Linked DNA regions of Homo sapiens: region 1 is linked to region 2. Evidence: read pairs that join two places in POLR2A ChIA-PET (ENCODE). Cell type or tissue: Panc1. All regions are shown on one strand. Links, peaks and the distances in the headings refer to the core of each region. The heading gives the core; the rest is flanking DNA. Region 1 overlaps SLMAP (sarcolemma associated protein). Region 2 overlaps SLMAP (sarcolemma associated protein).

Region 1 (2,932 bases), core at 173-2,672, 72 kb after region 2:
GGGTTTTATGCCATTTCCTAAATTTAAAATTAAAACATCAGTTGAGGAAAAATAGCTACAACCTAACAGCCCATGCAACTTAGATTAAGCTGCATACAACATTAGTTTCAAAACAAAGAGAGTCAGAAAACACTCTAGAAAATCAAGTATGAGATTTTTAGTGCTAAAAAGGACTACAAAATACCCTCATCAATGAGGTAACTTAGGGCCCCAAAGCAGCCGCCTATATAAGAACAAGACAAGTAAACAAAGCAAGTCCAAAGTCCAAAATATTCTACTTCACAAACAGACAGCTTCAGCAATCCTGAAAATACCTAAATAAAAAATTAGTTAAACTTTCAAATGACAGACAAATTTAAGAAACCACCCACCTCACTAAAAATATTCTTGGTAATAAATGACTGCTTAGAAAGGAGCTTACATACCAATAAAATTAGTTAACATTTATTTAGTCTTTACCGTGTGCCATGCCATGTATGCCTTCACATATATTAACTCATTTAATTTTCACAGCCCCATATGAGGTATTATTATTATCTGCACTTTACAAATGAAAAACAACCTGAGGCACAATGAAGCTAAATTTCTTGCCAAAAGTCACCAAGGTAATAAGAGGTGAAACCAGGATATGAACCCATTGCAGTGACCTCCACAGCTGTCATCCCTAATTCCTCACTCCTGACTTCCAGATCTTTACCGCTCTACCATACTGTCTATTTTAGCCCAACTCATCACTTTGCAGATAAGCAAACTGTGCTCCTCAAGGAAGAGATAAAATTAATCCAAGGTTTCTAACTATTTAATAACATAACTGGTACTAAACTCAGGTTTCCTATTCACATTATGAGGCTTTTCATTTAATCTTTTTCAAAAATAATTTATTTTGTTTTTCCAAGTATAAAATACTTATTGAAATCAGAAGAATATAATAAAGTACAGAAGAAAATTGAAATAACACCTCCCAGCTTCCAAGAATAACCACATCAACAGTTTAACATATTGCTTTATATGCATTACACGACTAACATTCCACTCTCCTGCCTCGTACTTTTTTTTTTTTTTTGAGATGGAGTTTCATTCTTGTTGCCCAGGCTGGAGTGCAATGGCGCGATCTTAGCTCACTGCAACCTCCACCTCCCGGGTTCAAGCGATTCTCCTGCCTCAGGCTCCCAAGTAGATGGGATTACAGGCACCCACCACCACGCCTGGCTAATTTTGTATTTTTAGTAGAGACAAGGTTTCTCCATGTTGGTCAGGCTGGTCTCAAACTCCCGACCTCAGGTGATCCGCCTGCCTCAGCCTCCCAAAGTACTGGGATTACAGGCGTGAGCCACCACACCTGGCTTTTTTTTTTTTTTTTTTTTAAGATACAGGATCTCACTCTGTCACCCAGGCTGGAGGGCAGTGGTACAATCATAGCTCACTGTAACCTCCAACTCCTGGGCTCAAGTGATCCTTCTGCTTCAGCCTCCCATGTAGCTGGGACTATAGGCACATGCCACCATGCTCGACTAATTTAAAAAAAAAAATTATAGAGACGGGGGTCCTACTACATTGCCCAAGCTGGTCTCGAACTCCTGGCCTCAAGTGATCTCTCACCTCGGTCTCCCAAAGTGCTGAGATTACAGACATGAGCCACCATATCCAGCCCCTTGCCTTGAATTTTTAAAAAATTTTAGAGACATATTCTACATATAGTTGCATTTTTGACATTTTCACTGATATCATCCCAAGGCATTAAGTATTTTTGACAATGTGACTTAATGGTTATATGACATTTCATTAATTTATTTAACCATATGTCTACTGACTATATGTGGTTAATTTTATAATCAGTCTCTGTGATGAAACTGTTATACACACATCTTTATGTAACATCTCTGATAATGTTCTTAGATTAGGTCTCTAGAAATGACATTACTGTGACTTAAAGGGTATAATAATAGCTAATACTTATATGGTGACTGTTGCCAAATCGTTCTAAGTGCTTTGCAGATATTCTAAGTGCTTTATAGCTATATCCTAGCTAATCCTTGCAACAATCCTATGAGGGAGGAAACGAAGGTCCAGAGAGAACAAGTGACTTGTCCAAAATCAGCCAGGAAGTGACACAGCCACGATTCACACCCAGGTAGTCAGGCTCCACGATCCATGCTCTTAATTACCAGGCTAGACTATCCTAATTCCACACTCTTTCAACCACATCATGCAAAGTCTCCTGGAAGTTTATTACAAATACACAAAACAGCTGAGGGACTTTTATTTTACTAAACATCCCAGAAGACTCTACCGTTTGAAAACTACTATTCTGATCTTAACAACAACAAAAAAGAGCAGAACACTTAATAAAACTCCTCCCATAAAACCTTTGATAGTTATATTGGTGGATGTTTTAAATATAGAAGGGAGAGCCAAGTAAGAGAGTACTCAAAATGGTTAAAATACATGTTTATGGCCTTAAATTAGGCAATGGCTTCTTAGAAATGACACCAAAGGCACAAGTGACAACATGAATTTAAAATGTTTTAATTACTAAAAATTACTTATAAAAATAAAAATAGATAAATTGGACTTCATCAAAATTAAAAATATTTACACTTTAAAAGATACTATCAGGACAAATACTATATGATTCCACTTATTTGAAGCACCTAGAATAGGCAAAGTCCTAGAGACAGAAAGTAGAATAGAGGTTACTAGAGGCTGGGGGAGGGGGAAGGGAGAGTTATTATTTAATGGGTACAGTGTTTCTGTTTGGGATGATGAAAAAGTTCTGGAAATGGAGGTTATAGTTACACAACACTGTGAATGTACTTAATGCCACTGAAATGTACACTTAAAATTGTACAAATGGTACATTTTATGTTATGCATATTTTACCACAATCAACACCACCAAGACAACCCACAGAATGAGAGAAAATACTTACAAA
Region 2 (2,932 bases), core at 265-2,764:
AATACTAACAGCAACAGAAATTTGAAATTTAAAAAAAATCTAATAAATAAGAATTTGACAACTGGATCCAGGAAAAGCAAAACGGGAGCCCTCAGTATAATAGTAATTGCCAGGATAAAAAGTTGTTTTTCATAAATCCCATTTTAGCTATGGTAACACTTTAAAAACTCAAACTACATCATCATGTTATATATATATAAACTCATTTGGAATGATATTTTAACTTAACTAAAGGACTTTACAAAACATATTTGAAACATATTTCAGACTAATATCAAAGAACTTAAGATGACATTTATTAAAGAGGGACATCCTACCATTACTTACAAAGCTAACAATCACACTTTTATCTGAACTCTACATTAAAATATTTACTAAACTGGTTTAGATAAAATCTGATATTAATATAAAAAGATAGAGAACCACTCTACTTAAAATACATTTTATTTATATAAATGAGTTTCCTATGGATTTTTATTTATATACCTGTGTTATCTAATACTATAGCCATTAGCTACTGTAGTTACTAAACCCTTCAAATGTGGCTAGCTCTAATTGAGATGTCCTAAGCATAAAACAAATGTACAATGATTTCAATGAATTAGTAAGAAAACAGTGATATGAAATTTTATGAATAATTTATTAATCATTTTAATATTTATTAATATTGAAATATTTTGGATGCTGTAGGCAAAATAGATCATTAGAATTTGTTTTGTTTATATATATTATATATATATATATATATATATATATATAATAGAGATGGGATCTTGCTATGTTGTCTAGGATCAAGTGCAGTAGTTATTCACAGGTGTGATTGTAGTGCACTACAACCTCAAACTCCTGGCCTCAAGGGATCCTCCTACCTTAGCCTCCCAAGTAACTGGGACAACAGGCATGTACCACTGCACCCAGCTTTTTATATTTTTAATGTGTGTGGTGGTTAATACTGAGTGTCAACTTGAATGGATTAAAGGATACAAAGTATTAATCCTGGGTGTGTCTGTGAGGTTGTTGCCAAAGGAGATTAACATTTGAGTCAGTAGGCTGGGAAAGGCAGACCTACCCTTAATCTGGGTGGGCACAACCTAATCAGCTGCCAGTGCAGCTAGAATATAAGCAGTCAGAAAAATGTGAAAAGAGAGACTGGCCTAGCCTCCCAGCCTACATCTTTCTCCTGTGCTGGATGCTTCCTGTCCTCGAACATCAGACTCCAAGTTCTTCAGTTTTGGAACTCAGACTGGCTCTCCTTGCTCCTCAGCTTGCAGATGGCCTATGTGGGACCTTGTGATTGTGTGAGTTAATACTTAATAAACTCCCCTTTATATATATAATATATATAATATATATTATATATATAATACACATATAATATATATTATATATAATACACATATATAATATATATTATATATAATACACACATATATTATATATAATACACACATATAACATATATTATATTATATATAATACACACATATATAATATATATAATATATATTATATATAATACACACATATATAATATATATTTTTATATATAATACACATATATATATTTTATATATATATATATATATATATATATTCCATTAGTTCTGTCCCTCTAGAGAACCCTGACTAATACAATGTGGCTGCCAGAATTTTTTTAAATTAAGAGACAGGGTCTTACTCTGTTGTCCAGGCTGGAGTACAGTGGCACAATCATAGTTCATTGCAACCTTGAATTTCTGGGCTCAAGGGATCCTCCCTCCTCAGCCTCCCAACTACCTAGGACCACAGGTGTGTACTACCACACTTGGCTAATTTTTAAATTTTGTGTAGAGACAGAAGTCTCACTATGTTGCCCAGGCTGGTCTCAAACTAATGGCCTCAAGCAGTCTTCCCTGCTTAGCCTCCCAAAGTGCTGGGATTACAGGCACATGCCACCACACCTCACTAATTTAAAAAAAAAATTTTTTTTTTCTTTTTAGAGATGGGGTCTCACTATGTTGCCCAGGCTGGTTTCGAGCTTCTGGGCTCAAACAATCCTCCCTTGCTGGGATTACAGGAGCAAGCTACTTTGCCCAGCAGAAAATTTAAAATTATGTATGTGGCTCTCATTATGTTTATTTTTTATTTTTTTGAGATGGGGTCTCACTCTGTCACCCAGGCTGAGTACAGTGGTGTGATCATGACTCACTGCAGCCTTGACCTCCTGGGATCAAGTGATTCTCCCATCTAGCCTCCTGAGGAGCTGGGTCTACAGGTGCACACCACTATGCCCAGCTAATTTTTAATTTTTTTATAGAGATGGGTTCTCACTATGTTGCTCGGGCTGGTCTTGAACTCCTGGACACAAGCAATCCTTCCACCTTGGCCTCCCAAAGTGCTGGGATTATAGGTGTGAGCCACCACACCCAGCCTTATGTTTATTTCGGACAACACTGTCCTTTACTCTCTAAGATACATTCAGCTTATGCTTATTAGATAAGACACACAAAAAATTTACAGTACAAAACCTGTGCTTTTAGTAGCTACATTATATTTAATTTTTAAAATGGGATTCACTGAAAGTATTAGTATTATTAATTTTAACATCTTCAGATATTTAAAAATATTCTCTTACAACTATATTTGGCTCTCTACTATTTAAAGAATAATTTAGTTAAAATTATATAATATGGGTATGGACATTGGTAATACTGGGATACTTGAAAATTGGTTCATTATTATAAGTGATTTGGAATGGAATTAAGTGACGCATCTTATTCCAAAGTCCACCCTTAACTAAGTTTTCGTGTACATCTAGAAATTTATTGCTTAGTTTCTTTTAAAATATTCTATTAGTCACTATCATACCGTAACTCAATATATCACCACCAAAAAAGCAAGCACACAAATAAGGAAAAAATAATTATGGCAAGGAGTTACCTTTAAGTATCTA

Evidence for each region. Peaks named below come from ENCODE experiments on the same cell type or tissue, not always from the same donor. Only the 100,000 strongest peaks of a DNase experiment are listed, where the experiment ranks them.
Region 1: POLR2A ChIA-PET joins it to region 2 with 7 read pairs; 4 of 35 experiments call an interaction of 5 or more read pairs at or near these places.

What each region holds. Positions count from the first base shown.
Region 1 is chr3:57,795,616-57,798,547 of GRCh38, reverse strand. The region is part of intron 2 of SLMAP (sarcolemma associated protein); the gene reads right to left. Among named protein-coding and RNA genes, the nearest start is that of SLMAP, 41 kb to the right of the region's middle. In Panc1, for the core only: no CTCF peak of the experiment used is centred there; no DNase peak of the experiment used is centred there; H3K27ac peaks cover 322 bases.
Region 2 is chr3:57,867,458-57,870,389 of GRCh38, reverse strand. All of the region lies in intron 13 of SLMAP (sarcolemma associated protein), which reads right to left. Among named protein-coding and RNA genes, the nearest start is that of SLMAP, 110 kb to the right of the region's middle. In Panc1, for the core only: no CTCF peak of the experiment used is centred there; no DNase peak of the experiment used is centred there.